Linked DNA regions of Mus musculus: regions 1 and 2 are each linked to region 3. A link is a loop called in an ENCODE intact Hi-C map of the cell type or tissue named here. Cell type or tissue: left cerebral cortex. All regions are shown on one strand. Each heading gives the region's core, and the rest is flanking DNA. Links, peaks and the distances in the headings are about the cores only.

Region 1 (10,776 bases), core at 1,755-9,754, 730 kb before region 3:
GAAGAACTCATAAACATTTGTGTGTGGGGGTGGGGGTGGGAGGGTTTGGGTGCTGGGATGGGGGTGAATTTGAAGTTTAAGATTAAAAGCTAGAAATCAGATGGTCTGCTTCTGCTATGTCTGTAGACCGATTGGATGTATGTGGAGGCTGGCCAGATGGCAACTGATGACTTGTGTGCAAACAAGTGTTTATCCGGGTTGCATTATCCAAACTGGTTTGTTAAAAACTCTAGGTCACATTCTTACACTAAGAAAAACAGTTAACATGAGACAAAGTTTAGGAAAAACTAATAAAAGAAACCTGTCTTAACTTGAATGGTTTTCTTAATTTTCTTAAGTGGGCTGTTTGTGTGTGTGTGTGTGTGTGTGTGTGTGTGTGTGTGTAGGGGACTTACTTGAGTAGTTATATATGTGGGTGGGTGGGTAGGGGCAGGCTGGGGGAGACTGTCAACAGAATAAGCTGGCCTGAATGCAGTCCATCATCCTGCCTTAGCTGCTTGCCTGTGTGCTTATTTTGGAGCCCTCTGCCCCTGAGAATAGCAATCCAGTGTTCTTGGTATAGTAATCTTCTGCGAGGCTGGCCTTTAGATTTGATGGTAGAAGGTAGATGGCACAGAGTATTAACATAAGTGCCAGGACTGAGTAGGGCCAGAATCTGCTAGGAACTGATGCCTGGCTAGTTGGGGACATGCCCTGTGGTGAGGCAATAGGGTTGAAGTAGTGAGCCCTTTACTGCCATGGCATGGGTCCTATGTAGGGAGAAGTCAGACGCTGGTTGGTTGAAACTCACCTTTATGGACCATGCTGGCCTCAGATTCAGATCTGCTTGCTGCTGCCTCCCCAGGGTGGGATTAAAGGTATGTATTGCCACACCCAGCCTCAGGTCATGCCTTGGGCTATGCTTTTTGGAGAGGTTGGGGTGGGCCTGGCCATAGCTGTTCTACGGCATCGGGTGGCATGGTCAGCAGTGCCCCTGCGTGGGGCTGTGGGGACTGTGAGGGTGGGAGTAAAGCAATGACTGATGTCAAATTGTCCACTGCGGTCACTTTGCTCTGTGTGTGTGTGTGTGTGTGTGTGTGTGTGTGTGTGTGTGTGTGTGTGTGTGTGTGTGTGTGTGTGTGTGTGTGTGTGTGTGTAAAACCCTGTCAGAATCTGGAGGCATGAAGAACCAGGTGACTTGTGTAAGGAAAGTGGTAGAAAGGGCCTGGGTGACTACTTAGATCTGTTTACCAGTGGCTGAGTTTTACAAGGAGCCAAGATGTACCTGAAGGAGGGGGAAGGATTTCAGTGTGGCTCCAGCTTATGCCTATGGTGAAAAACTGGCAGTTGCTTTTAGGGGAATAAGTGACAAGGCAAGAAGTGGCAGGTTAGAAGTCTGGTTGACTTTTCATTGTCTCATTGCTGAAGATGAAACCTAAGGCTCACACATAGCAGGCAAGTGCTCTACTGTAAGCCACATTTTATCCTCAAGCTCATCTCCCTTCCCTGCCTGTCTCCCGAGTGGCTGGGATTAAAGCCACAATGCTTGACCTAAAATTGTTTTAAACAGAATGGCATGGGAGACAGAGGCAGATGGATCTCAAGACCACTCTGGTCTGTGCAGTGAGTTTCAGGTCAGCCAAGGGCACAGTGATAACCTTGTCTCGGCAAAACAAGCAAAAACAAAAGTGAAGAGAAAGACCCTGAGCTGGAGTTACAGCTTAGTTGGAGCCAGCATGATGGTGCATGTCTGTAATCGCAGCGCTCATGGAGTAGAGAGTGGAAGGATGGAGGATCACAGTTCAGGATCTGCCTATGTGTGTGTGAGTTTGAGGCTGGTCTGCACTACAGTGGGATGCTCCAGAATAAGTAAGCAATGGATAAATGACTTTAAGGCCTTAATTCTAAAATAGATGTGGAACTTTAGGTCTGTTGGGGTCATGGTAGGTCAGCTGCTGGTTGTAAAGGTTGTAGAGGATAGAGAAAACTGTTGTAGTTCCAGGTAGCTGTGGAAGGAATCCTCAGGGCTGGGGCTGTCCTGGATATATTTAGAAGTGTCCAGAAAGGAAGTAGAACCTTCTAGAACAGAAGGTTGGGAAGAGGGAGTTCAACCATGAGAAATGGAATGGCTAGTAGGTCTAGATGCTTCAGGAGTGTTCCAGAAGGTGGGAGCTGGTTGAGCCCCTAAGGAGCTTGGGTTCAGAGAACCCACGAGTTCCCAGGCACTCTCAGCCTGCTGGAAACGGGATCAGTTGGCAGGCTGGGCGGTGTCCTGTGCCCATGGTCTAGAATTAAATGAGGATGGTTCTCACCACTCTTCTTCACTCATGGTTTGCCAGTACATTTCTTGGATGGCTCTGGCTGGGGACAAGCCCAGGACATGACCCTCACAGACCTGAAACACAACTGCCCTTGTGCACTGGATGCTGCTGTTTGAAGCAGAGGCTGCTGTAAGAACTGTAAGAAGGAGGGGTGTGCGGAATCTGAGGCCAGCATGGTCCATAAAGGTAAGTTTCAACCAACCAGCGTCTGACTTCTCCCTACATAGGACCCATGCCATGGCAGTAAAGGGCTCACTACTTCAACCCTATTGCCTCACCACAGGGCATGTATCCACTAGCCAGGCATCAGCCCAGGAAGCAAGACAGAAAGCAGGAAGGTGTGCTTTTCTGGGGGATCAGGGAAAGAAGGGACCTAGGCAATGTTAACAATACAGACATGCTTCCCAGATCTGTGCAATACCCAAGGGCAATCACGGGCTGGCCATAACCTTGCTGTCCAGTTCTGGCGCATGCATTCAGGAAGAGAGAATAGAGGGATATTTGCTTCCAGTTACTCAGTGGGATTTGCAAAATTCAAGTCCAACACTCAGAGTCAGACACTATAGAAAGCTGTATTTGTCTTGGGCCCTTTCATGAGCTGTGCAGAGACTTAAATCCATACAGGGCTGGGTGCCTGTTAAAAATTTGGAGTCCTGGATCAATGGAGGAAGAGAGAGCAGCACGACTGCTTTTCTTATCTCCAGTTAGCAGGCTTTTTTCCACCACTGCTGCAGGACTCACATTGTTCTGCTTTGTTTTCTACCTGAACTAAAAAACTTACTTTAAAATTGGGATTGGAAAGACAGCTCAGCAGTTAAGAGTGCTTGCTGATCTTGCAGAGGACTGAGTTCAGCTCTCAGTGCTCATAATGGGCCGTCTGTAATTCCAGCTCCAGAGAATTGGAAACCTCTGGTCTCTGCAGGCAACTGCATTTGCTTGCACATACACACACACTTAAAAATGATAAATCTTAAAACCCCTCCTTATACTTTAAAGCAATATCAGCCTACTATTTGTTTGGCTAGTGCTTGCAGAGGGGAAGCTGTGGCTCAGCTCCCAGGACAAACACTAGTCAGATATTTGCAGGGTGAGCTGGATCAGAAGGCGTATCCAGCTCAAGGGCATCTGTTAGCTATTCCAGTGGAAGGAGTATTACTGTGTATTACTTTTATTGTTGTTGTTGTTGTTGTTGCTCATACAAGTACCTAACAAAAGCAATACAATTAAGGAAGGACTTTGATGGCTCACAGTTTGAGGGCACAAGTCCATCCTGGTGCGGGTGGGGTGATGAGAGCATGCAGGAAGCAGAGCTGAGTCATGGGTCACCCCACTCTGCCCCCTTTCCGTTCAGTTCAGGGCCCTGGCCCATGGCATGGTTCTGCTTGCTCTGGGGCAGGTCTTCCCTCTTGAGTTAAACCTCAGGGAAATATTTTCACAGGTACATATTGGTGTGCCTCCTAGGGGGTTCTAAATTCCGTTAGGTTGATAATCAAGAGTAGCTTTCACAGGAGGTTTTATAGTATCTGAAACATCAAGAGGCCCATGCAGTGGTCTGGAAAGGCCCTTGCTTGAGTGATGGGCCTTGCCTCTGTGCCTGGTCTCTCAATGAAGCAGCGACTGGAGTCCAGGTGCCTCTCCGTGACTAAAGAGATGCGGTATTTTCAATGGCGACAAGAATAGCCACCAGTGCTCTGGGACTCACTCCACAACTCCCCTTTCTGGATGGGGAAAGGGTCAAAGCTGGTGCTCGTTATAAGCTCAGTAGCATAGCTGACTTCTGGAGAGCCACGTGTCTGCCATAGTGGATGAGGACTTTCAAAAAGCCACCCTCAACATGGTGTTACCATAGTCGCTTCAAATCTGTGGGGAAACCCACCTAAGACCCTTCGAACCTGTGGTGGTGCTAAATCCTATGTATATTAGATTTTCTCCTATACGTACCTTTGATAAAATTCAGTGCATAAGTTAGGGAGGGTAAATCAGATGTGATTTCACATGCCTATAGTCTCAGCTATAGGCAGACTGAAGGGCAGGGGATCAGGCATTCAAGGTCACGGTAGTTCCTTAGTAAGTTCTAGGCCAGCCTGGAATCTATACGGCTTTATTTCAGGGGGAAAGAAAGGGCGGTAAGAGATGAACAGTACTGAGAGAATGTTGAGATGTTCTGTCTTGTATATAATAGACACTATAGGCTGTACTATATAGTGTACTAGTATGCTGTATATTAGTGGAGTACAGAGCACACAAGGCTGGGCAAAGGGATGGGTGGTATCCTAGGAAGAATTGAGCCATATAACATGAGGTTTCTGCACACTATTGAGGGTAGTATGTAATTTAAAATTCACGAGTTATTTCTGGAAATTTCCACTTAATGCCTTCAGATCATGGCTAACTGTAGGGAACTAAAACAGGAAGTCAAGGCCGTGGATGAAGGGGCCTACTGGTTTTGAAGTAGCTCTCATTTCTTTTGTAAAGCTTTATTCCATCTATTTATTTTGTGTGTGCACTGCACACTTGTGAGGGCCAGATACACGTTTTAGGAGTCAGTTCTCTCCTTCCACCATGTAAGGTGTAGAAATTGAACCCAGGTCCTCAGATTTGGGGCAGGTCCGCTCGTCATCTCACCAAACCCAGTTCTCATTTCTTAAGTTTCTTCTCCAGCCAGCTCTGGTCTTCTGCGAGCTGCAATGCCAATGCTGCCACATGGGGGCGCCATCGTTCTTTCTTTGTTATGGTAGGTTGTTGCCAAGCAGGTCAGAATCAGCACACCATTCAGACTTCAGGTTTGGAGAAATTTGGAGAAGAGAAGGTGGCTCCTCCATCTTTGGGTTAGTGAAGTAAAGCCAAATCAGTCTGGTTCCACACAACAGCTAGACGTGAGAGTGTTAGTCACTAATCTGTTGTGTTGTGATGTTTCATCCTCACCGTCAACCTGACGGCTTAGAATCACCTAGGAGACACACCTCAGAGTGCCTGTGAAATTGTTATCAGAGATGTTCACCTAGAGAAGGAAGAGCTCCCCTAAATGTGGGTGGCACCACCCCATGGGTCTGGAGTGAATTAAAAAACCAGCAAGTTGAAGGCTGGAGAGATGGCTCAGCAGTTAAGAGCCCTGGCTGTTCTTTCCTGAGGATCTGGGTTCCAGTCCTAGCTCCCACACAGTGGCTCACAGCCATCTGTAGTTCCAGTTTCAAGGGATCCAGTGCCCTCTTCTGGCCTCTGTGGGCACTGCACACATGTCATGTAGACATAGACAGGCAAAAACACCCACATACATAAAAATAATAAAGACATGTTAAAAAAATGGAAAAATGCAGATCGTGGAGACTGGGGAGTGTGGTTCAGTTGGTTAAAATGCTCGCTGTGCAAGGACGAGGAGCTGAGTTCAATCTGCAGAACCTGTGTAAAAAGCCAGATGTGGCGGTGAACACCTATATCTTAGTGCTGTGGTGGCAGAGGCAGCAGATCCTGGGGCTTGTTGCCCAGCAGCCTAGCCCATTTGCCACGCCCTGGGCCTCAGAGAGAGAATGTGAGTTGAAAACCAAGGAGGATACCTCCTCAGGAAAAAATAGTACCCAAGGTTGACCTGTGGCTTCCACGTATGCATGCAATTCCCCACCAGGATGGGCAGCGCCCTTAACCAAACCAACCCTTCCTTCCAGAAGTTGCTTCTGTCAAGTACTTGGATGCAAGTAACTAAGACACACCTAGAGATCTGACCACTAAAGTGTGGTGTTACTGGGTAATAACGAAGACTCTTGCACTGATGTTAACCTGGGGTAGACACTAGGGTAAACACTGAAGAGTCATGGGATAGACAGACACTGGGGTGGACAGACACTGGAGTGGGTAGACAGACACTGGGGTGGGTGGACAGACACTGGGGTGGGTAGACAGACACTAGGGTGGACAGACACTGGTGTGGACAGACACTGGGGTAGTCAGACACTGGGATAGACAGACACTGGGGTGGACAGACACTGGGGTGGGTAGACAGACACTAGGGTGGACAGACACTGGGGTGGACAGACACTGGAGTGGGTAGACAGACACTGGGGTGGGTAGACAGACACTGGGGTGGACAGACACTAGGGTGGGTAGACAGACACTGGGATAGACAGACACTGGGGTAGACAGACACTGGAGTGGGTAGACAGACAGCAAGCAGCATATACAGACACCAATATACCAGGGTTGACAGAGACTGGCATAGACATTTATGCTACCTGGAATCAGCCTGAAACCCTCCCCTGTCTCAGCAGGTCCCAGGCAGTCCCGAGCTTCCACAGCTTCAGGAGAACCTTCCTTCCTGTCTCTAGCAAGCCAGGGTAAGTCCTGAGAGGGCCCAGCAACTGCAGAACCCTCCCCCTGGGAGAAGTGGCTGTTAGCCTCTGGGCTGGAGTTGAGCTACTTTCTGTTCCTTCTGTGACACAGGACTCTATCCCAGGGCTTCACGTGCACTAGCTAAGAACCTTTACCAACTGAGGTACAGGCTAGCCATTTTATTTATTTTGAGACTGGGTCTCATGTAACCCAGGCTGGCTTCAAACTTGAACTCAGATCCACTAGAGGACTTTGAACTCAATCTGCCTCTATGTCCTAAGTGTTGGGATCCTAGTTATGCACTACTCTGCCCAGTTTATGTTGTGCTGGGGACTGAACCCACGGCTTCATCATTGCTGGGTTAGCAGCCCTACCACCTGAACTACCTTTGCCGCCCCAGTTGTCCTTTCTAACCGAGCCTGTCGTCTCCAGCGTTCTGACTCAGGTACATACATAGTAAGCCATCCCTCCCTCAAACTAGAGAATGGCTCTCTGGCATGAGGGATCCTGGCTGCTCAGGGGCTGTTCCTGGGTCAGCTGGCCACGCCACACCATTTCCATTAGTTCAGATCCAGCTTCAGCCTGCTCTATACAGCTTTCACAGATGCTTTCGAAAGGAGCCCTAAATCAGAGCCAACTCATCAAGTGGCTCTGACTATTAACAAAATTGCTTCCTGCTAATTTGAGTTTACAAAATAAATGGCTCCTGACAATCTGGCAGGGCTGCGTGGCGGGCACCCCACCCACCATGTGCTTTGGGTACAGGACAGGGCATCCACAGGGGAACAGGGGAGCTCTGGCCCAAATGCCATGGCAACCGTCAGAGAGGACTTGGGGCTATCACAGATAGATAGGCTGAATTATTTGCTGGGTTTGTTCATCACTCCGAGGAGTCTGGGATGCTGCACTGGCCTAGCAACATGGTTACTACAGGGCCTGCAGCTGCTATTATGCAGCTCTTTGTCTAGCTGGGCCTGCAAATAAGTGGATAATGAACAGTCATCAGGCAGAGAGGGACAGTGCGGCCCAGACAGCTGAGCCTGGAGCTGAGAGAGGCACAATGGAAAGAGAGGGCTGGGGGACAGCTTGACCCCAGGCATGCAGGGAGCAAGGGGCAGCACTGTGGGGTAGAAAAGAATCCAGGGCAGAGGTCAGTCAGGTCAGATACTGGCAAGAGCTTGAAGTTCAGAGCCATAAAAACCTTGTCCAGTGGGAAGATGGCTTAGGTGGTAAAGTGCTTGTCACATACGCATGAAGACCAGAGTTCAATCCCCACCCAGCATCTATTTTAAAAACTGCCTGTCTTGGTGATATATGCTCCTAATCCCGGTGCTGAGAAGGTGGAGATATTCATCCCCTGGGCCTTGATGGCTGAATCAGTTGTGCTCCAGGCATGATTCTCCAAAACAAGTGGGTGCCTCCTGTGGTAGCCCCCCAAAGGGGTAGCATTATTAGGAGGTGTGGCCTTGTTGGAGTAGGTGTGGCCTTGTTGGAGGAAGTGTGTCACTGTAGGAGGCGGGCTTTGAAGTCTTATATAAGTTCAAGTCTCATGCAGTGAGACAGTCTCCTTTTGCTGTCTGGCCCCAGCTCCATGTCTACCTGCACACCACCATGCTTCCTGTTACAATGGACTAAGCCTCTGAAACTGTAAGCCAGTCCCAGTTAAAGGTTGTCCTTTATAAGAGTTGCCACGATCATGGCGTCTCTTCACAGCAATGAAACCCCAACTGAGACACCTCCTGAGGGAGGGAGGCCACCTGAGGGTGACCTCTGACCTCCACGTGCCCTCTCTACCCAGTCTGAGACAGGGTCATCCCCACTGTTCACTCCAGTGCAAGCATTACCTGGCCCTTGCGTTTCCATCTTGCCACAGGAATGCTGGGAGGAGAGAGGACCATGTCCAGCTTTTCTGTGGGGTCTGGGGATCTGAACTCATGCCTTTATACGTGCACGGTAAGCCCTTTGCGCACGGAGCCACCTCTCTAGCCTTTATAGTTTGCTTCTACAAAGTCTCATATAGCCAAGGCTGTCCTTGAACTCTTGATATTCCTGCCTCAGCCTCCCCAGTGCTGTGATACCTGAATTTGGGTTCTGGAAGGCTGGCGAGGGGGTGGCAGTCTGATGGCATGTGGTGGTCTGATGGCATGTGCCACACAAAGTATAAAGTGTAAAGGCAGCAACTGGTGACTCCCTTTTCCTCCATGCCAGGACTGGGGTCTTTAGAATGATCCCGAGTGGCCCGTCCTCTGATGCACCTTGAACCAGGGACTGGAAGTGTGTTTTTCTGCATGGTGCGATGGGTAATTACCAGCACACCAACACTGAAACGCAGCCTTGGCTCGAGGAACGAACACAAAATGGCAAGAGCAGAGTTTCCGTCGTAGACCTCCCGCACTTAACATTTATGAGTGCCCATAAAAGGCAAGGTTGGAATTGTATCTGCAGTTCCCAAGCACACGCCATCATTTTACACACTCTAACATCTGTTTTAAGATCACAGCAGAGAGTGTTGGGTAATTGGCTTCCTTTTGTCCTGGGCCCATCGGTTAGGCCCCATCAACTCGATTATAAATTCTCAGGGATTTACCAGTAAACAGCATTTGGGGAGCCCGATACTGTCATTCTGCAGCTCGGGTTCGCAAAGAGGCTAAGAGTGGGTTTATTGGTGCTTCCCTGCGCAGCCGCAGGGCCACAGCTGCAGCCTGAGACACAGGCTCTGCTGGGAAGCCCCAGACCCAGGGTGAGGTGGTAGCAAAAAAGAAAAGCTTCTGTGTTCTGTGCCTCAGTTTCCTCCTGTGTAAAATGCAGCTGGTGATGGTTGTCCTAATTCCCTAGGGGCAACTTGAAGCCAGGGCACAGAGCATGTTTAGCATTGTCTGGCTATCATGGAGAGACTCCTACAGGGGGACACTGCTCCTAGGGAAGCAAAGAGACAAAGACAAGCTCTTCAGATGGCCGTTCATAGGGGCACAGGGCAGGGGTCCTAGAGGCATAGATGGCTGACCGAAGGTTCCAAAGGTCTCCTTCCTGGAGGCAGCTGTGAGGGCGGGCCACACTGTGAGATAAGATGCAGAGATCCATAGCAAGGCCTAGTAAAGGCGGGGAGCCGGGATGGGGGTTGGTGGGGGGTGTGTGTGGCCATGACAGGCATTTCTCCTGGACTGGGGCGCTGGCATCCTTCTTGTGTTCATGAGCTGGGTAGTCCCAGTAGAAGGGGATAGCAGGAACCCAACAGGTCTTCCGGCCCAGGCTCTGGAAGAAGGAACAATGTTCTGAGCTTTCTCTTTGGGTCTAGTGACCTTAGTTCAGCCCGTCTGGTTTCTTGCTGGCCAGGGCCAGCTTTCCTCATAGGGTCTGGAAGTTCCAGCCTGGCCCCTCTGGGAGGGCTTTTCTAGAGAGGGGTAATGAATGGGTTCCCAGAGAGCAGACAGACTGCAGTAAGATAGTCCCTGGGGCCCAGCCCTGGAGTCTGACACAAATTTTCCAGACCTAAGCGTCCCAGCTTGGAGCCATAGGTGATAACCAAGTCTAGCGAAAACTAACCCAGGCAGGCAGCGGCTGTCAGGCAGAGCTCTGCACCTGGCACTTACCCCTGCAGGATCTAGGGAGTACTGTGGAGCTGTCTGCTCTTTTGTTAAGTAAGACCAGAAGTTGGCATTCAGCTCTACTGTAGCAGTGGCTGAATGCTTGCCCAGCGTGTGTGAGGCCGGGGGATCTCTCCCTAGTACAAGTCAAAACAGAAAAGAGAGAAAAAAAAATCTTGTTACTGCTTTTACCAGTTCCTTGCACCTGTGGAAGAGGCTGGGTTTGAAATGGACCCTGCCTAAGTCACTCACTCCTTTTTTTTTTTTTAAAGACTTCTTCTTTTTTTTTTTTAATATTTATTTATTATATGTAAGTACACTGTAGCTGTCCTCAGACACTCCAGAAGAGGGAGTCAGATCACGTTACGGATGGTTGTGAGCCACCATGTGGTTGCTGGGATTTGAACTCCGGACACTTCGGAAGAGCAGTCGGGTGCTCTTACCCACTGAGCCATCTCACCAGCCCCAGTCTCTCACTCCTAAGTCTGCATTTTTTTGAGACAGAGCCTCAATAAGTAGCCCAGGCTAGCCTTGAGTTCACCCTGTCATCCAGACAGGCTTTGAACTCG
Region 2 (10,776 bases), core at 1,302-9,301, 510 kb before region 3:
TGGAACTTTTAAATTGTGTTGAGACTAAGAAAGACTATAGGGATTTTGAAGTTGGACAAAATGCATTGGCCAGGAACCTATGGGGCTGAGGTGTGTACTGGGGGAGGGGGGTGTTGATAGAGAATGGCCCCATAGGCTCATAGATTTGAATAGTAGGTCCCTGGTTGATGAAACACTTTGTGAAAGATTAGGAGTTGTGGTCTTATTGGAAGAGATGTGTCTCTGGGGCTGGGCTTTGAGGTTTCAAAAGTCCACACCATTTCTAATTAGATCGTCTTATCTGCCTTGTGGCTGTTCTCTCAAGATGTGAGCTCTCAGCTACTGCTCCAAAATCATGCCTGCCTGCCTGCCTGCCTACCTGTCCCTATGTACCACAATAGTCATGGACTCACCCTCTGAAACTGTAGGGCCCCAAAAACTCTTTCTTCTGTAAGTTGTCTTGTCGTGGTGTTTTGTTGCACACACACTCTTAATATATGTGCATATATTTGTGTGTGTGTAAATATAAATATCAAAGGGACTAACGCTTCCCCTCAGCACCTCCTAAAGCCCATTTTTACAGCGAATTAGAAGGAAACTTAATCCAAAGCTAACTCCAGGCTCTGACTTTAACACAAGAAAATGTTATGGTTCCAATGATCATTTCACACCATCTGTATCTGAAAATATTCTTGCTTCAAACCTCAAGTTAAAGAGCATAAATATTATGATTAGTGTCTCTGGGGTTTGCTTTTCAGTCAATAATATATATGTGTGTGTTTCTGTAATAACCCAGCTTTCATGATTTGTGAACTGCCTTTACATTTACCGAGTTTGCTCGCCTGGAGGGGGAACCGAGGCAAGGCAATAAAATTCCAGAGGCAAAGACCCAACTGATGTGATTACAGTTACAGGGAAACAAGAGATGGTTCGTTTAAAAAGCAAAGTTATCTTTACATCATCTAATCACTCGAAGGGAAGACGTTAAAATGAGATCATAGAGGAGCTGGTGTTTCTGATACCCACTTTAATTTCAGGCAGTGAAGAGCAGCAATGTATCACCCTCCAGAAATCCTAAATAAGGTTCCAGAGTAACAGAGGATGTCTCCATCTCTCCTAAGACGGCATCCCCGCCACGCCCCCGTGTCTTCCAATTATCACCACAATGGATACTCCCTGGCACAGGCGAGTTTAATTGCCATCGTATGCTATAATGATTTCTTTTCTCCTAAGGCAAAACTTGGGGGAGTTAAATCATTGAGAATAAAACTGTTCAATAACAATAACGGAATTGAATGTCTACCTTTCCCTTCCCTTGGAGTTTATAAACCTCGAAGGTCTCTGCTGACTAAGAAACCAATTCAGAAATGAGTTAACCGACTCAGAATAAGAACATGGAGTTAGTTAACTTTCCCCGAGTCCCGGATTCTGGAGAGTAAGTCTGAAACCTGACTTCTGACCTCGGATGGCACCAATAAACTTTCTGAGCAGGCAGAATATCCCTATTCTATGGCACTGGCATTTCTTTTTTCTAGATTTTCCCAAGAATTGTTTTTGTATTTGGGATGGAATCTATCCTAGGAGTGGAAGCCTCCTGCCTTTGTGTAGCATTTGAGGATTTTAAGGTTGATGAAATAATTGTGTCATTGTGTCTCTGTGTGTGAGTGTAGAGGCCAGAGGACAACCTCAGGCATTGTTCCCCAGGCACCATCTACCTTGGGATATACTGTCACTATTTTTTAAGGAAAGGTTTCTTATTGATCTGGGTCTCTACAAATTAGGCTTAGCTGGTCAATGAGTCTTAGGATCTGCCTGCCTCTGCCTGTCTAGTGTACTGTGCCTGACTTTTTTTTTTTTTTTTTTTTTTTTAAAGCCTGGGCTCTTCAGATTGAACTCCTACTTGCAAATCAGTGCTTTTCCAACTACAAGAATTCTTGATGGCTATCTACAACTCTCATTGGGGGTCAGGCCTTTTCTCTTATGTGTGGCTCATTACGAAGGTTGGCTGGTCATGTGCTGGTCATGTGCTGGCCATCTTTCAGTAGTTGTCTGCCTCTGCTGGGCTCACATCCCTTTTCTGTTTTGTAGCTGCTCTATCCTTTCTCCACTGTTATTTTCTTGTCTCTGTCCGGTAATCAACAGGGCTCCCTGGAGTGTCTGACAGGGACTTCTTGGCCAAGACTCACAGGTGTCTCCTGCAGGGTTCTCTGCTATTGTTCCTATAAGTATTCATTGAACTTCTTTTTGCAAAACTGAGTTGGGGCAATTATGATGTGGTAGCCACGAGAAAATTCAGAGCTGTTGGTTAAGCATCTCCTTCTAAAATGGTTCCGAGTAGGACAGAGCTCACAGCAGTTTTTCTGCAAAGTTCCAGAATATTTTCAGTAGTTACAATGATTGATTGCTGTTAATACTGAGATGACAAAACCAGAGATGCCAGACTTTCTGAGTGGCACAGGCTATGCCCTCTCACGAGCAAATCGTCATCTGTCCCTGCCCCTCATTTGAAAACTGGTGTGAAAATGTCAATAGCCATTGAAGCCAGAACGGGCTCCAGTTGGACGTGAACACACGGTCCTTTCAGCATGGCTAAATGTAGTTGGAATTTTCCTGGCTTATGACAACTATGAAAACCAACAGAAGAATATATGTTGCTTTGTTCAGAACTTTATCAAAAGTTGTTTACTATTATTGTGTTGCCCGTGGTAACACAGCAGGTGGCCCAGGAACTGCCAACTCAGTGCACCTGTATCGTCTGTGCTTGCATACACAGAGGCATCAGGCTCCATTGTTAGGAATTCTGCAGTGGCTTTGCATCAGGACCTGCCTATCGGACAGCGGCAGCATCTTCCACTAATGGTCCTCACAACAGTATCAGTTAACACATCCTATTTGGAAGAGATACATGGAAGTCTATGCTATCATTTCAGGGCCATAGAGGGGACATTGAATTTGTTCTAAAAAATGGGCATTCCATCTGAAAGAGGATCTGGCTGGGTTCCCAGTCATTGCTTCCAGAAAGATGTTGTGTGTGGGGTGTGCTCATTTGTCCACTTACACACTAGCTAACTAGTCCTCATTAGCCCAATACCCCATTGCATTGAGCAATGGATCATTCTAGATCATTCTGTGGAGCTCACTGACCATCCACTAGGGTTTTACTAAGAGGTCAAGGGCTGAGGTGTCTGCATCTTCAAGCATCACAGGACAGCTTTTCCTGGCTAAAATCTGAAAACTGCCCTTCTGGAAAGCACATGGAAGACACAGGAGGGTATGCGAGGGGGTAGTCATTCTGTACTGGTAGGCCCCGCCGGGACCTCCTTCTGCATCCCCCTGCCTCCACACCTTCTTTTTCCTCAGCAGCTTTTTCTTGGGCCCAGCTGCTTTACAGTCTAAGTCCCATTATCTCGCACTTTTATTTTAACATTACTAATTTCCATGCTTTTAACCTAGCCCCCCCTTTTAATACTCAATTTCAAAATTCATTATGTTTTTTACTCCTTCTTTTTCTATCTTATCTCACGTTTAATGTCTGGGATTTAAAAATCTTGTCTTCTAATTCCTGTTCTCCCGTCTCCTGTTGCTGTCAGCTCTTTAAACCTCATCTGTTTTATTGATTCTCCTCTGGTCTAATGTGTTCCTGCTTTATTTCCATTTGGGGTTTGGGGTCTGCTATATCGTTTTTCAAAGAAGAAAATTACCTCCCTTTATCCCTTTCTCTTTCTAAGTCATCTGGATAGTCCACCGAGAAGTGGAAACGAGCCAGGTGTCAAATGGCCTCCCAGCTAAGCCTGTGGTGGAGAGGGCTGGGACTGGTGCCTTTGCTTGCCTAGGTGGTGTGTCACAGGGAGCAGGGGTCCTGCCCTGGTTGTCCCTGCCCTCACAGGCATCAGGGAACATCCACTGCAGCTGCCGTCAATCTGTTCCTCAGTTTCCCATACCCGCCCCTCCCCCCACCACACCCTCTCCGACTTGGCTATTTCTGAGGATCTTTTCCTGACATGGTGGCTCATAGTGCCCAGTCAGGGCCCCAGATTCTTATGTTTATATTCCAGGTGACTTAATTTTACCCCTTCTGCTCATTCTGCTTATTCCTTGCTGAGACAGGGTTTCATGTAGCTTAGGCTGGCCTTGAATTCCTGACCTTCCTGTCTCTCTAGTGCTGAGACTAGAGACTACTGATCATCCCTGAGGTCAAGTGTTTCTGGAGGCATGAGGTGGGTTGTGAGTAAAGCCTGTTGACTCAAGGCCTGGAACCTCGGGGTGGGGGTGGGGATCACCGAGCGTGTTTCTACTTGACATCGAATCCTCTAGTCAAGGAGACATCAGCTGTGCCGTGCCAAGGGCCTGGCTGCACACTGGCCCTTAGTTAAGGTCCTCCTGTCCAGACTTGAGGTCCCTGTGGGGCTTATCCCATTAGCAGACGTGGGAAATTGGGCAGTTATGAGGCTAGTGTCTAAATGAACCCTGAAGAAGATGCTCCATTTTTTTTTTTTTTTTTTGCCACTTAATTGAATTTGTGGCAGTAAATCTTTGAGTCTTCTCTTAGCATTCAGAATTTCAATTTACTCCATGGATTTTTGTGTTCAACCCCCAGTGAAAATGAGCATTTGTGCCGAAAAGCTTTTAATCAACCCTTCTCAAAATGTCAGTCCCCTTATCTCCAAAGCCCACTGCAATCTTGGGGCCTATGGTTTTAAAAAGAGCTCCCATGTACCGCCTCTCCCTCCCAGCTCCTGGCGTGCTTTATCATGGCTTAATCAGAGTCGTTTCTGACATTCATCCCTCTCCTAATCTTCTCAGATTTCTTCTTAAGGTGAGTTTTCCACTTCAAATCCAGCTTTGTGGACCCATTAATATTCCCTGAAGCCAATGCCCACAGACAAGGACTTGCATGCAGGAACTCTGGCGGTGTGGTGTCCTCTCTCTTAGCACGCAGGTTAATTGTCCAGTCTTTAATTAAATCATTTTCCTTTCACGTTGTTTGTGGAGCTACATGGTAAATTAAGCTGTAAACCTGTCTTTGCTTTATGAGGATGGAGTTTTACACATTCTTGCTTGCTTTTTTTTTCCTCAAAGACTGACTCTCTGTGTGTGTGTGTGTGTGTGTATGTGACCATGCACACATGTGTGAGTATATATCCAGGTGTGCATGTGTGTGAGAGTGTATGTATGCACACATGTGTTTGTGAATATGTGCATGCCTGTTTGTTTGTAGAGAGGCCGGAGAAAGAAATCAGGCATGTTGCTCCATGACTCTCCATTCATTCCTTTGATGCAAGTTTCCCACTGAACTTTGAGCTAGGCTGTTGACCAGCAAACTCCAGCCCCAGAGTTCCTTCTCTTTCCATCCTCCACTGCAGGGAGTGTGGCAGGCAAGCATCCAACCGCACCTGTAGTTAGGTTACCAGGCCTGCACAGAAGGTGTTCTTGCCTACTGAGTCATCTCTCTAGCCAGGCCTTGATTCTCCATCCTCCTGCCTCAGCTTCATAAGTACTTGGGATTATAGGTCTGATCCCCTAGGTGTCTGATCCATCAGGTCTGAGCAAAAGCTAATTTCCAGAAAAATAATTCTTAATAGGAAAGGACACACATTATATGGAAAGAAAGGAATAAAATTTTTGGATTTTCAGTGGCAAACATTTTACTTAGTAATGATTTGGGGAAAGGCTCTTTTCCATACTTTGGGGCAGAGTGTAACTGCCTCTGGAAGCATTCCTAACTGAGATGGTAAACAAGGCAGGCCCTCCCGCTGTCCTGGGAGCAGCCACCAGGGGGCAGCATGTCTCCCACCTACTGATCAGCTAGCTAATCAGCATCCCTGCTGCTCCGACCCTGTGCACCACAGGACAGCCATGTTCTCTCTATCGATTTCTCCCCAGGCCTTGGATTTGGATGAGCCCTAATCAGTGGTGTGGTCTTCAGTCCTTGCTTCTTGATTTGTCAGGAGAGTGAGTTATCTGAGCTGCCGCTCTCTGTGATTTGTAGGTGGGAGAACTTGGCTGCACTGCTGTGACCTTTTCAATATTCTGTTATTAGAGGGGCTGGCCATTTCAACTTCCTCCTGAACAGAGCATCTTCAGAGTGTGCTGAAGAGGAAGAATGGCCAGTTAGTCAGAGCGCTGAAGGCTGAAAAGGTTGCCATGGTGGGTGGGGTGTGGGGGTGCTGACGGTCACCATCTGCCTTGGCATCCTGCAAAATGCAAGGCTCCTGACCCCCAGGGTTCCATGGGACCCACCAAAGCAGTGGATTCAATCCTCAGGTCCCCTTCCTTGCCATGCAGACACTGCCACTGCCAATGTAAACAGGCAACCCAGGTGACTCACTGTGGCCTGCCAGGTCCCACGCCCTCAGGTTCCTTGCTGACGCCTCATCTGCCATTAACTTTCCTATCACTTCCGGTGCTCTAGCCACATTGGCCTGCATCTGCTGCCTTGGACTTGCAGGCTCCTCCCAGTCCTGGGGCCTTTGCATGTGCTAAGCTTTGCTTAGAATCTCTTTCTCCAGGTCTTTGGCCTGGCTGCTTTCCCTTCAGCACATAGCCCAGGCTCCACTGTTGTCTCCTATTCCATACCTCCCTCCTTATGGAAGCAATACTCCACTCGCCTATCTTCCTTTCTCTGGGTACTGTGTGCTTGTGCACAGAGAGGCCAGAGGTCAAGGCCAGGCTTTCATTGATTGCTCTTTCCCTTAAATTTTCAATAGTGCAATAGTGGAGCTCGCTGACCGGCCAACAAACTCCAGAAATTCTCCTATCACGGTTTCCCCATGTTGGTGTTACACTTGGCTTTTTACATGGATGCCGGGGTTCCCAATCCAGTCTTCACGCTTGGGTTATAAGCACTCTGACCATCCTCTCCCCAGCCTTCCTTATAGCTGTTTAGTACCTATCACATTAGTCTCGTCCTCCATGCCTCTACCTCAGCATCTTCACATGCACGCCCCCTGAGGGAAGAGAATGGACTGCAGGTAGATAGCGTCTGCTCTCTGTGTCCGCATGGCTTGGAGCAGCCACAAGGACACAGTGGGTCCTCAGAGTGTTGATGAGTGAAAGTTATGGTGCAGTTGACTGCAAAAGGAGATACTAGTTCCAACTCCTCTCTGGTCACCCAGCAGATGTCCTTCTTCCTGCTTCCCAGGTCACTCCTGTCACCTTCCTAGAGGACCTATTACATATAGCAAGGTGACAAATGCCAGGTGAAACCCAGCACCTAGAATCTAGACTCACTGCAGTGATTCAAAGTATTAGCACATGACTCATACATTAGTTTCTACCCCCCCCCTTGTTTGTTTTATTCAAGACAGGGTTTCTCCATATAACCTTGGCTGTCCTGGAACTCACTCTGTAGACCAGGCTAGCTTCCAACTCACATAGATCTGCTTGCCTCTATCTGAGAGCTGGGATTAAAGGCGTGTGCCACCACTGCCCAGCTTAGAAGTTTCTTACACATATGGCAGGATGATCATTTACAACAGTGCAGCCATCTTCAGGATCCAAATATTGAGCCCAGGACTGCTTAGAAACTCCCCCTGGCTGAAGTTTGGGTGGATGTCCCTACAAAGCGGAATAAAGACGAGTCCACAGCCCTGTCTGGTGCTGTATGGGGTCACAGGTGCTGTTTCTGGAACTGTGTGGAAGATTTGGGCCAGAGGGTCTACCTGCAACCCAGAAGCACACATGGGGACAGCCACAGGGCAGCTTCTCAGTTTTCAAGAGATTTTTGAAAAGTAGCCTTGGGAAAGTTTATGTTTCATTTTATTCCTGTCAGACCCTGGGTTTTAGGGTATCCTAGGAAGGCCATTTCATCACCACAGTGTGCGACATTGTTCCGTCCCACTCTACAGTATGGAGGACCATTTAAACAGCTGCAGCATGTCCAAATTTTCTTTCCTTAGCTCTCCTGCGCCTGGAGGATGAAAGATGCTCAGAAGCATGCGGAGGCAGCGCTCCCCGCCGCTGTGGGGTTTTCTGCTGTCGACCACACCAGAAGTTTAGAATCAAACATCAGGAATGGAGAAAAGGAAAGGAAAGGCAATGGTTTTAAAGAGCCTGCCAAGCTCTGATCCTTGGGAGAGAACAAATCAAACAATCTCACTGGTGACAGGGATAGACCTGAATAGAAACCAAACACAATTTCACATTCCTCTTTGCTGGTCAGCTGGAATGCTGTTATCTGTGCTGTGTTATGGATAAACCCAAGCCCAACAAGCAGGATCAAGATGCTACTTTCTGAGAACTGCAGGAGCCTTTATCCTGCCCTGCCAGCCTTGTCTGGAGCACATTAGCTTCGTCCCATCAGGAATTTGGCGTTTTGACGCTGGCTCCTTGGAAGTGACTTTAAGCCTGGATATGTGTTCCCTGGTAAGATCACCTTTGTTGATCTTTGAGGTTTGGGCCATGCCACCTAGTTTTATTACACTTACAGTGTGATTATGGTGGAACACACATAGCAGGTAATACTAGCCCCATCTCTGACTGGGCTAGAGATTTGGTGTGTCTAGAGTCAGTCAGTTGATCTCCAATACAGTTTTCGAATACCTAGGCTCAGCTAAGCTTTCCTGGCTGGCACTGACCCGTGCATACTGGAGTCTTCTGTGGGTGGACTCAAATACTCCCAGTGACTGTCTGTAACTGGAAGTACCAAACTGTGTGTGCAAGCATTGCTGAACTGTGGCAGTCATTCTGAATGCTGAGGTAACTACTTATCAGGCAGGTGACATATATATATATGTATGTATATGTTTATATACATATACATACATACACACATATATATACATACTTCGGAGCTGCGGGACAAAGGGCTGGCATACATACTGAGTGTGATGCAGCAGGATGGTGTGAGGGTTACCATGCTACAAAAATGATGTAATTCTGGAGTTTTCTACAGCTTCCGAAGTTGGCTTTCAGTATATGAAATAGTGGGAGTTGAGGGCCGGGCAAGCTCAGGGGTGACCGTATTATCACGTACCATTACCAGAAGGAGAAAGTACCCTATGTACAACACACTCAAACTCTTGCACCCCGGCTGGGAAGCTTCTCTTCTCTGCTGTTTCTCTAGCATGTGCTAACGTGCCTGGATCTTGTGACATGGATTCAACTCAGGTCCTCCTGCTTACAAGGCAAGGACTTTGCCAACTGAGCCATGTCCCCAGCCCCTGTCTGGCCCATTGGAATTGCTCTTTTTATTTTTATTTTTTATTATTTTTAACCAAGAGAAGATCACTTGGCAGGCCAAGAGCTTTCTTGTGAAGGGGGATTTTCCAGCAGATGGATTCAGTTCTCATGGTGAGAAAAGTCAGTCTTGAGCCAAGATTGGTGGCTACCCCTGCTGGTGAGGGCAGGAAGCTATAGAGGCTGGCTTCTAGGATTGGCTTGGGTTCTGTACCCGCACATGGCCTGCCTCCAAAGCCATCCAAGGTAGCTCTTACTGTGCTCCTGTTAATCTCTTTGGATCTTTCAAAGTTCAGGATTCAGTTGGCATTTAGACTTGGCTCAAGGGAGTCAAGCCTTGTAATAAAGCAAGGAGCTCATTATTCAACGGCTGCTCTTTGCAATGGTATATCTTGCTAATCACCGAAGGCACATGGTCCTCTAGTTAATCACTGCCTGGACTCTCGGCTCCTCATAGGACCTTGGCTGAGATTCACATGGAGACGCCTAATGCCTAGCAGGGTCACAGAATACTACAACAGCAGGGGACTGAGAGGAAGGCAGGCTGACCCTGTGACTATGCAGGACAGAGGGAGGACACCCAGCAGGAAGTCGGTTTTGAGTCACAACCCAATGAGATCAGAATTCCAGGACATGGTACCCAGCCTCTTCATTCCCTGACCTACTTTGTTCTCTGTAAGATCTCCGTGTAAGACAGGCCCCATCTTGACTGGTGAGAGCCTGCTATATGGTATGTGTTTAGAAACCCCAGCCAGCACCCTAGGACCATACCCTTGTGATATTTATTTTTCTGTTTCAAATCTGTCATTGGGTCATTTGTCACCACCAGGGCTTAGATCAATTAACCTGGAAGAGTTCCACAGTTGAGACATTTCCTGGTGGTGGCAAAACCACAGGCCAGAGTCAGTGAGGTGGCTCAGTGGGTAAAGAGCTTGCTGCCAAACCTGATTACCTGGGCTCCATCCCTGGGATCCACATGGTAGAGGAAGAGAAGGAACTCTCAGAAGCTGTATTCTGGCTTACACACACACACACACACACACACACACTGTGGTATACACATAAATAAAAATATGATATAAATGTAAAGATATAACCAGTTATATCTCTTTATTTTAAGATTGAATTTCAAGTATTCCAGAATGGTATCAAACTCTGTAGCTGAAGAGGACCTTGAACTTATCTTCCTGTCTCTGTTTCGCTAGTGATGGGGCTATGGGCATGTAGCATCATGCCTGGTTTATGCAGTTCTGGGGTTCAAACCCAAGGCTTTGTGAATGCTAGGCAACTACTTTACCAACTACATCCTCAGGAGAGTCAGGTTTTAATGCTCCTTTGCTTAGCCAAGGTCACCATCTTCCCTTTTCTGGAAGCTTTCTGGTCACTCCAACTTTGACTGACTATCTTTTGATTCGGTACTGCGCATTTAGTCAGAGCTTGATACTCCTGATTATGTCCTGACACAGGGGTTCTCCAGGGCAGAGGAGGAACCAGGTGCTGCCCTGTGTTCCCAGCTGAGAGGCTCAGGCAAAGTATGTAGGATGATGGTGGCAGAAGGCATAGTTAGGAGGCTGAGCAGTGAGGGATACTCAGAGGAAGAGAAGACCTGTCCCAGCTCAG
Region 3 (10,776 bases), core at 1,118-9,117:
TGTCCACGCAGTCCTCTCTATCCCAAGACGCCACACCCTGTGGCCCCATGTCACCTGGACAGCTCTCTCTTTTTTCAGCAACACTTCAATCATTCTTTCTTCCTCCCACTGTTTATCTTGTTTTACTATGCCAACTTAGTAAGAAGGACACTGAACCAAGCACAGCGAGGCTAAGTGGTCCATGCCAAGGAAAAGGGGGTACACAAGTGTCACGGGTACAGCTGTGAGACACCCAAATAAAGCTCAGGGGTGTCTAATGTGCAACAGAGACTTTTTCAAACAAGACAGAACAATGGTTGGTGATGTGGGCCCTGAGCCCCCAGAGCTGGATGCAGGTTCTTGCTGGGCTAACCTAGCTCAACCTCTCTGGTCTTTTATTATTCAGAAGGGCAGTGTCAACAACGTATCCAACTAAACCAAATCAAGAAAGGAAGGGAGTATTTTTGTTCATGGTTCATGGGAATGGTCTAGGATGGTAAGAATGTGATTCATCTGCTTACATTGTATCCACATTCAGGAAGCTCAGTGTTGGGCTCAGCTCCCCCCACCCATACCCCAGCCACAGTCATGGTAGATATTCCCCCCTTTCAGTTAAACCTCTCTGGAACAGCCCCCGGGTATGCCCAGAGATATAGCTCCTTAGTGATTTTAAATCCCATCGAGTTGACAATTAAGATTAACAATGACAAGAAGGTAGGCAGGTCTGCCGGGACATCTGCCCTCAAGGTTTGCACTCGTGTGGATCCTTGGCATGTGATGTTTTGGAGTTTGAACTGTTTGACATTTATTGCGCTAACTAACACAGCGTGGCTAGAACCTGACTACAGAGACCTTATGAGGGCTACACAGAATACTACAGGCAGAGTTCCTATACAGAGCATGGCACGCTAGTTTCTCTAGGTACAACCAATTATAATTGCAATAAAGAACACCTGTTTCCCACAAGTGGAAACGCCAATCTGATGGTGTCATTTGGAGTAATACAGAGCTTCAGGGAGAAAGACCCTAGGACCTACATGACAGGCTCCTAATGTTACCATAACAAATGACAGCTGATGTAGTTACTTAAAACAATACAAATATATTCCCTTCAGCACTTAGAATGTCACACGTCCAAAGTGGATTACGCTTGGCTAGAATGACGGATGTTGTGAGTGCAGCCGCATCCTTCCCGAAGGGGACATTGCATCTGCTAGCTCCTTAGGCTGCCCACACTCCTTAACTCACCCTAGCTTCACTCCAAAGCCTCCTGATGCCACATCACCTCTGCCTCTGACACTCCCGTTTCTCTTTAAAAGATCCATACGACTTGACGAGGTCCACCCAAACAGAGCAGCATACTGCGTCAAGAGATTTAAGTTAACCAACTCTGCCAGGTCCTTTGGCACAGGTCAGGATCTAGGCAGAGCTGTGACTTGGCCTATAAGGGTGGTGCCCCCAACCTTATGCTCTGGGCTTTTCTCCAAGCGAAGCATCCTCAACTCCACCAGGGTTCCAGAAAATCCATGCCCTCATCCACGGTTTCCTTCCAATGTTTCCCAATCCCCTGCCACCTAATTCCATAAAAAAAAAAAAAAAAAATCTATGTGAGAGAGAAAATCTTGACACTGTTTTCCCATAGGACTGAATTTAATAAGTGAAGACTTGGATTGTCACACATTTCCTAACACTTCAGGAAAACAAACAGCACTGCCTGCTTCCCCCTGCTAACACCGTTATCGGCATGAAAACCACTTCCTATTTCAGGCAGTGCAAAGTTGCTCACATGAAGAAAGGTGAATTATTCAGTGCAGTGTTTAGCTGCCATTTAATATTTGATCCATTAACATCCTTTGATCCGTTTCCTAACAGTGGGGTGTCCCTGGCTGCCACAGCAGGGTGAACCCAGCTTGCTACTTGGGTGTGTGTATGTGTGCACACGTATGCATAAGCCGACAGAGGCTTGCACACCAAGTGCATCTCTGTGTACATCTGAGACCCCTAGGAAGCACACCAGCACACAAAGGCCACATGTGAGAACACATTGACTCTAATCCTTTGAAGCCGCCTCCCTGAGAGCCCTCACCAGACCCAGCCATCTCCCTGTCACTGTCAGCCCTCCATGGAGTTCAAAGCACAGAGCCTGCATGGCACTGGGCACATCACCTGCTGGGGTGAAAGAAACCGATATCTCAAATCTGGGGTCTCGGGGGAACCTCCAGTTCCAGATCTCCCGTAGGTTTGGACTCAGCACACTGCCTCACCTCCTACCCGAAGCTGCACAGGGACTGTGGAGGAGTTTTGGATCTTAGAGAGAATGTTCTTTGTCCTAAAAAGGGAGTTAATTAATCCCCCTCAGGCGGACTGTCTTCTGCTCTGCCAGTTTATCACTTGATGGAACAGGATGCCTGGATCTCGAGTTTTTGAAATGGGAATTCTGCAAAAGGGGAACACTATGTGTGACTGAGCAGGGAGAAGTATGGCCCCTCTTTATCACACACACATACACACACACACACATCACAGGTTAGACACACAGATATACAGACACACTTGGAGACATATATATGTATGTGTGTATACATATGTGTATATATACATATGCATATATATACACATATGCATATATATGGGGATACATAGACACACACACATAGGCACAGAAACACAGAGATAGATATGCAAATAGACACACATAGGCATAAACACACCCAGAGGCAAATATGCAGATATATAAACACACATAGACACACAGAAAGAGACATAGATACAGATATACATAGAAACACACCAGCTCTGAAGCACAGACACACATATATACCATACACGTATATAGACACAAGCACACATATTGAGTCACAAAATGAGATGAGATACAAAAAATACATAGACACAAATGTAGAAACACAGATGTATACAGATACACATAGATACACAGATGTACAAAGGTACATATATATATACACACAGGCACATATATATGCTGCACACATACGTAAACAGAAACTTGCATATATACACACAGAGACACATATACACAAACAGTTATTCAAATGTACAGAGATGCATAGATACAGCACACACAAGCCCATACTCAGACATATACATGCAGATATATAGACACATACTTATATACATACACACATTCATTACATACATATATTAAGAGACACACAAAGATACAGAGATACAAGGATACGCACACACAGACAAAAATACAAATGTGCACATACACAGATATACATAGGTACATACATGCACAGAGATACATAGGTAGACAGACAGACAGACAGACCCAGGCATCTGGAGAGCTAAGCGCCCTCACAAGGCTTCCGGGCACACACAAGACCTCAGCTCCAGGGTTCTCATTAAAGGAAACAACAGGTTGGGGGAGGTCAAAGGCATCAGATAGAGCAGAACATGGTCATGCCACCCGCACTCTCCTGTCCCTTCTAACAATACCACAGCCGCCAGGACCTGATTAACACAGCCACTGCTGCTTAACAAACTAGACTGGTATGATGGCTGGCACATCTCTGCATCTTCCCACTGGGATGTGAATTTCTGTGTATCTGTTTATTTGTCCCCAACTACAAGAGGCAAGGAGGCTTTTGTTTGTTGGTTATTACTAAAACGCAATCATCGGCCACCTTCTGCATCTGTGATTGATTCAAATAAATCAACTATATTTTTATAGAAAAAAAAAAAACGGACGCCTCATTAAGTCTCTTTGGTCCCACATTCTCAGTAGTAGAGGTGAGTGAGAGACAGTTCCTTGGTACCCATTGTTTTAATTTACAGAGAGCAACTCTGGCGCTGTTTTCAAGGGTTATTGAATTTTCATAGACTATCATCGGCTTCCACATTCCCCTGTGTGATAGAAACCTGAACTCCCAAGGTTTTATGGCCTCCTCTGAGAGCCTCTTTCCTCCAGATTCCTCGAGAAACCAAACCAACCAAGAGAGAAGAGGAAGAATGAAGTTGGCAGAAGGAAGGGAAGAGAGAAGAGGAGGAGGGAAGAGCAAGAGACAGCTCCTGCTGCCCTGGCTGAAGCTATGCCAGGAGCCAGCCCTGCACAGAGGCTTAGAGATCTAGGCTTGGACTCTGTGGCTGTGCTGAGCCCAGCCAAGCTGAGGGGACATGGGGAGGTGTGTCAACTTTTGTGCCAATGGTCCAGCTGCTTTTCTTCACAGAGCCACCTCCCCTTTGGGACAATAAACCCAGAGCCTCTACTTAATGTACCCCGAGAATACCCTTAGTGTGGAGACTCTCAGTGTGAATACTCAGTGTGAATACTCAGTGTGAATACTCAGTGTGAATACTCAGTGTGAAAACAGTCTGAGCAACAGTTCCTTCAACAGAAGGCCCTCTCTACCCTGCCTCCCACTCAAGTCCCAGGTTCCCGTGACCTTCTTGCTGCTGGGACAGCCGACCTGAGCCACATCACATTTCCTGCTGGTTGAAGTGATATCTATCGGTGGTCAGAGAGAATGTATCTCTTTCCCTGTACAGGAAAGAAGAAGCCCAGAGATAAACTCCTTCTGGAGACAAGACCACAAGAAGCTGGTGGCTTCTGCAACTGGGTCACTAACAAATGGAAAGGAATCGAGGAAGTCCCAGCCCCCTGGCACTGCTGATGCATTCATAAACTCACAGTAGCTGTGGATGCTTGACCAAGCCAGTCAGTATTCCAGCATGTATGGGGAAGGGGAGATGAGACCCTACCCTTAGCTGAGGAGCTATTGGCAGCTGATGGCTACCGGGAAAAGAAGAATCATCTTTCTTCAAGGATATGAGCCCCTGTAGGTTCTCCATGCTCCTAGTCTAACCCTGTCTTTCTGGCTACTGGTCCCATAGGTTGAGAGCCTCTGCTCAGCCAGGGGACTGATGCTATCAGCGGTGCCTATAGAAATCAGAACCCCTGTGCCCTAACCCATGGAGCCTATGGTTTAGCAAAAAAAGGGCTTAGCAACAAGGCCGAACTCAGCCTGGGAGTTGGGGCAGGGCCTGGTTGCTTCTCCCTCTGCCCAGTCTGGGGAGAAGAGCAGTGTTGCTACCCTACAGTCTCATGCACACACATGCATGCACACACATATCCCTGAATCTTCAAAGATGTCTTTCAACTTTGTAAAATAATGAAGTTCTATCCCATAAAAATAGCCCATTGGCTTCAATCTGCCATTATATTTTTCCTGGGACCCTGGGTTGAACGTGAGTGTAATCTGTAAGATAATGTAAGCACTAATAATGTTTTCCAGAGATGCATTCTTCAGCCTAACAAATGCAAACTGCTATTAGGAGTGCGTTTGTTAGCATTGATGAGGCCTAGATCACCAGCTTTGGCAGCAAGATGAAAACAGGCTGATTTTTTTCCCCTTCTAAGCTGTTCAGCTTCTGAAAAAAAATTAGCATAATGTGTTGAATGTTCCACACAAGTCTAAATTAGTCTTAAAAACTCCTTTGTGATTCTTCTCCCATTAAAGACTTTAAATATCGTTATCCTTCTTTAATAGAACAATTCATCAATGTAGTCCTCTAAAAGGTAAGCAATAGAGATGGATTAGACAAGGGAGTGTGATATAAAGAACACTCCTGCAGAATTAATATGCTAATACTGTACCAGGCACTTAGTAGGTGCTTAATAAATGGATATTCTTCTATTCATTGACTGAAATTCCTTTGTGTTTACAGAGTCAGTCCTTTTGGTCCTGTTTGAAGATTTTAAAAGACAGGAATGCGTAATCATCATTTTCCATTTTATTTGAGGACTTGGAAGCTCCCAGGAAAAGCTTTTTCTTTCCACACTTGGGCCTCAGACTTTGACATAGCGCCACCTACTGCCAGAGCTTGGCCATCTTCTCTCAAACATCCCCCAAAGCCCTTCAAGAATATTGAGGCATTTGTTTGCCAACATTATAACAGCTGGTACTATGTGGGACAGACCCTACTGTGTGGGATAGACTCTACAGTGTGGGACAGATCCTACTGCGTGGAACAGACCCTACTATGTGGAACGTAGGACCTACTTTGTGAGACAGACACTACTGTGTAGAATAGACCCTACTGTGTGGGACAGACTGTAGGCATTTAAGTATGTCCAATGAACAAGAAACATGACCAGAGATTCAAGAGTAAGTGGGCTGATACCCACCCCAGAAACAGGCACCCTGCATCCATTTTCCTCCTTAAGTAGGCAAAGCTCTCTTTCTCTCTCTCACTCTCTCTCTCATACACACACACACACACACACACACACACACACACACACACAGAGCCCTCAGGCCTCACTTGGCCTTGACTTCCTGGTGTTGGAGCAACAAAGTCTGGCCTCTGGTCATAAGAGCAGCTACAAATTGGAAAGCAAATAAAGACTTGGGCAGGTTCTCAACTCAAGATTGCTCTCCGTACTGCAAACAGGTTGTATCCCCATGTCAACCGGAGATGCAATTAGGCTTATTGATCCAACTGCAAAATGGGCATTGATAAATCAATACAGTGTAGATGCCATAGATAAACCATGCACGTCGTCAGGAGGCACGCGTGTGTGAATGCTTCGATGCGGACTGGTACTGGGGATCTCCCTCCTCAATATGACTGAGAATGCCGAGCCGTTAGGGTGTGCAGCAGCCTGATTTGCCCTAAGTTATTGCTACTCTCTCATTCAGTCCATAAGTAGTTTTTGTATGCCTGGCTGTACACCTGGCCTGGGGACATTGGGACAACTGAGCCTCCCAACTATTCCCAGGGACTCGTGACCTAAGAAAACCTAGCAGAACCGTCTTGTGACGTGGGACATCCTAGTTCAGGAAAGCCTATGTGGTGTGCTTGCTACACAGGCTTTCAACTTTGGTGATGGAAGGGTCCCCTGAGAGAAGCCTTTGTCCTGGGCTCAGCTTTACAGCTGAGAACTCGGAGGTTTGGAGAGCCTTGGGGTGTGGGGACAAAGAGGTGGCTCTGATCAAATATGAGGGCCTGAGCCCTGATCTGGGACATCCATGTAAAAAGCCAGGCACCATGAAAACTCAGCCCTAGAGAGGTAGAGAAGAGAGGACCCTGGAGCTTGCTGGCCAGTGTACCCAACTGGTGGGTGAACTCTAGAGTCGGTGAAAGACCCTGTCTCAAAATTAATGCGAAGGGTCCATGGGGTAGCTCAGTGGGTGAATGTGCCTACCCTCAAGCTGATGACCCGAGTTTGATCCCTTGGACCAACATGGTGAATGAGAAAATTCACTCCTGAAATTTTGTTCTCCATCCTCCATGCAAATACTTTGGTGTGTGCATATGCACACACACACAATAAATAAATAAATAAATAAATAAATAAATAAATAAATAAATAAATAAAATGTTTGTTGACACCATCAATTTACCACTGGCCTACACATATGCACGCGCACACACACACATACACACACACACAGAAGCTGGGTGAATAAACAGATAACAATTTTTGAATGAGATTTGAACCCAGACTGCAAGTTTTAAAACCTATACTCCTCCGTGACAGGGTCTATACGACCAATATCTTGGATCTGATCTTGGAACAAACTTACCTACGAGCACAGACATCATCCCGCCCCAGGGCAGCCAAAAACCCACCAACCACAGAAGAATGGGAGCGTATGAGGGCAGCACTATCTGACCTTAACAGCCCAGGTCTGAGGCAGCCTTTAACAGGCTAGGAGACTGGGTACACTGCCCAGCACCTACCCATCCATGGCCACCATTCCCCTTAGCATTGGTAGCCCAGTGTCATGCAGGCACTATGCACTGGGAGGTCTGGCCCAGATCCCAGGCCCACCACAGGATGTAAAACCAGATTAACTTCAGACCAATTAGGGTGATTTTGTTCCTCCTGTTGATGGATGATTTAGGAAGAAATACAGGACAAAGTTCTGGCCAAGGAGACATTGCTCAGAACCACAAGACTGCTGGAGGAGCAGCCGGGAATGGTCTCTTAGCACTTAAATAGAGATGCACAGACCATTTTCATCCGCCAGGCTGGCAAGACACCAAGAGGCTGAGAACACATTGTGTTTGTGTGGGGAAGCGGGTCCTTTAAATATTGCTGACGGGAGCATGAACTGTGCAGATCCTAGGAAGGGCAATTTGAAGATCGCTGTCAAGGTTACTAATATACATCCCTCTTGCCTGCGTCGTTCCACCTCTGGGAATTTATCCTACAAGAATGCTAACATAGTCGCAGAATTGGTTATAATAGCAGATTGAAAAACAACCTAAATATCTATCAAAAGATGACAGGTTAAACAAATAAGGTTATACCCACAGAATGTAATATGACACAGCTATAAAACCATAGTGAAAGTGCATTTTATACATCAAAATGTTTTGATAGACGATAAAAGCAAAATGTCAGAAAATGCATACAATATGCTATTGTTTGGGAAAATAGGGATAGGACGTACAAAACTATACATTCATATTTTCTTGTACATCACTATGTAAAGAAGTTATAGGAGACTATCAAGCCCAATTTGTGAACAGATAAAAGCAGGAATAAAAGGGACACATTCTGTTATGTGCCTTTTAGATTTGCAAACCTATGTAGATAACACTTACTCAAACAATTAACTATCCTAAAAAGAGAGTGGAGAGGCTGCTCCAGATGGCTTAATCAGAAAGTGCTTACCTTGTGAGCACAGGAGTTGGATCCCCAGAGCCTGCACAGTCAGGCATGATGGCGCAAGCACTTATAACCCCAGAAGTGGAGAAACAGAGACAGGTAGATGCTTACGGCTCAAGGACCAGCTAGACCTCTTTGGGGGAGTTTAAGGCTAATAAGAGATCCAAGAAAAAATGGACAGCTTTCTGGGAACAACCCCTGAGGTTTTCTTCTGTTCTCCATATACTACACAACAGAGAGAGAGACAGAGACAGAGACAGACAGAGATAGACAGAGACAGACAGAGACAGACAGAGACAGAGAGACAGAGAGAGACAGAGACAGAGACAGAGTGAGACAGACATAGACAGACAGAGAGAAAGAGAGAGACAGAGAAAGTGCCAGGCATTGTGGTACACACCTGTAATTCCAGGACTCAAGAAGCAGAGACAGAAAGATTGCCACAAATTCCAAGACATCCTAGTCTACCTACTAAGTTCCAGAATATCCCAGTCTACCTACTAAGTTCCAGGACATCCTGGAGATAAACAGCAAGGGCTTTCATCCTTTCTACCTGAGGGCATTCATTCACATGCAAGAATAGCGGCTAGCAAGAACAGCTGACATCTGCAAGAAAACATATCTTGCTGGACCTAGCAGGGCCACTGCCCACACGAACTTACAGTAGCTATAAACTAGCCAGACAAAATGCTAGCATGGGCAGAGAAGGGCCTTGCAAAGTCCCACCCCTAATTGAGATGCTATTGGCAATTGATAGCTATGGAAAGAAGGGTAGTCAGAGATGTGGTTCCTCACAGACTGCCGGTGTCCGCGTTCCTACATCCATAGACATATAGGCAGCACTAGGTGAATTCAAAGGGATTAAAAAAGAGAGCACGTGATTTGGGGGAAGGGGAGGGAATTCAGGCATAGACAGGAGGAAATTATTTGACCAAAACACACTACATGCATTTATGAGATCCTCAAATGGTAAAATGGAAACCAACCAGTTCAGAAGTAGAGAAGGAGGGAGAAAAAAAAATAAGCATGTGGGCTGGATTAAGTCCCTGCAGATATTTTGTGACCATGAAGGAGATCACCAACCACAGAGTGAGAAACTAGAAACAAAGGGTGGCCTTGGTGGCATGGCTGAGACTCAGTCAAAACTAGACCCTGTCAGGAGAGATAATTCTATGGTTCAAACCATTTGGGTTGGGTTTATACAACAGCGTGTTACCAAGGAAGCAGGAGCCTTGTGAAGAAGATTCTGGAAGCTGGAAAGCAAAGATAGGCCTGAACGCGGCAAGTGAAACCCAATCAGGTACAGCTGAAACCCAACCCTGGGTTTTATTGAGTTAATTCACTCACAGTCTAGAATCCCAGGCATTGAAGACGCGTGTAAGAAGCTAAAGCCATGGTGTCACAGACGCAGAAGGACTGGAAATACACTCTGGTGGCCTGGAGGGTCAGGAGACATAAATGGATATAGTTCCATGTGCACAAATGTGGGGCTGCCATACCTTGTGGGTGGGCTTTATGGAGCCTGGGCCCCTGACACAAAGCTGAGTTTAGAGCCAGCCCACCCATGGGAGGGCCAATCTCTGGAGAAAACCTTACCAAGGGAACTTTTACTCCCTGCAAACAGGAAACAAAACTAACCCAAGGGGCTGGAGAGACAGCTCAACAGTTAAGAGCACTGGCTGCTCTCCCAGAGGACCCGGGTTTTAATTTCAATCACATACATGATGGATGGCTCAGAACCATGGAACTCCAGTTCCAGGGAATCCAGTGCCCTCTTCTGGCGTCCATGGGTACTGCATGCACACAAGGCATAGACATACATGCAGGCAAAGCACTGATGGCCAAGAATAGGTGACCACCCCAGCTTTCACTGTTTCCCAAGGACACAAAGAAGGATTGCAGATTGGCAGAGGGAGCTAAAGCCCACTCCTGCTGGAACCTCGGTGCAGACGAGACTTTCTTATAACGATTTTCCCATTTGGATTCTTTCTGAAGGGTAGACAAGATGACTCAGTGGGTAAAGGCACTTGCAGCCAAGACTGACTACTGTATTTGATCTCTAGAAACCACATGGTGGAAAGAGAGGTCTGACTCTCAGAACAGTCCTCTGACCTCTACACACACATGGACATGTGTATACGCACACACACCCA

What was found. Peaks named below come from ENCODE experiments on the same cell type or tissue, not always from the same donor. Only the 100,000 strongest peaks of a DNase experiment are listed, where the experiment ranks them.
Region 1: a loop joins it to region 3, with 10 times the contacts of the local background. A loop is called at or near these places in 13 of 42 quality-filtered maps.
Region 2: it touches region 3 in a loop (3-fold over the local background); 9 of 42 quality-filtered maps call a loop at or near these places.

What each region holds. Positions count from the first base shown.
Region 1 is chr11:53,249,354-53,260,129 of GRCm38, reverse strand. Hspa4 (heat shock protein 4) reads left to right here. Exons shown (of 19, transcript NM_008300.3): 19 at 1-316. Among named protein-coding and RNA genes, the nearest start is that of Hspa4, 46 kb to the left of the region's middle. In left cerebral cortex, for the core only: CTCF peaks have their summits at 5,005 (motif pointing right) and 5,558 (motif pointing left); a DNase peak (open chromatin) is centred at 5,006.
Region 2 is chr11:53,027,535-53,038,310 of GRCm38, reverse strand. The region is part of intron 4 of Fstl4 (follistatin-like 4); the gene reads right to left. Among named protein-coding and RNA genes, the nearest start is that of Gm11186, 87 kb to the left of the region's middle. In left cerebral cortex, for the core only: a CTCF peak has its summit at 5,744 (motif pointing right); a DNase peak (open chromatin) is centred at 5,752.
Region 3 is chr11:52,517,153-52,527,928 of GRCm38, reverse strand. No RefSeq gene overlaps it. Among named protein-coding and RNA genes, the nearest start is that of Gm30366, 57 kb to the left of the region's middle. In left cerebral cortex, for the core only: a CTCF peak has its summit at 5,814 (motif pointing left); DNase peaks (open chromatin) are centred at 4,641, 5,297, 5,812, 7,922 and 1 more place; H3K27ac peaks cover 879 bases.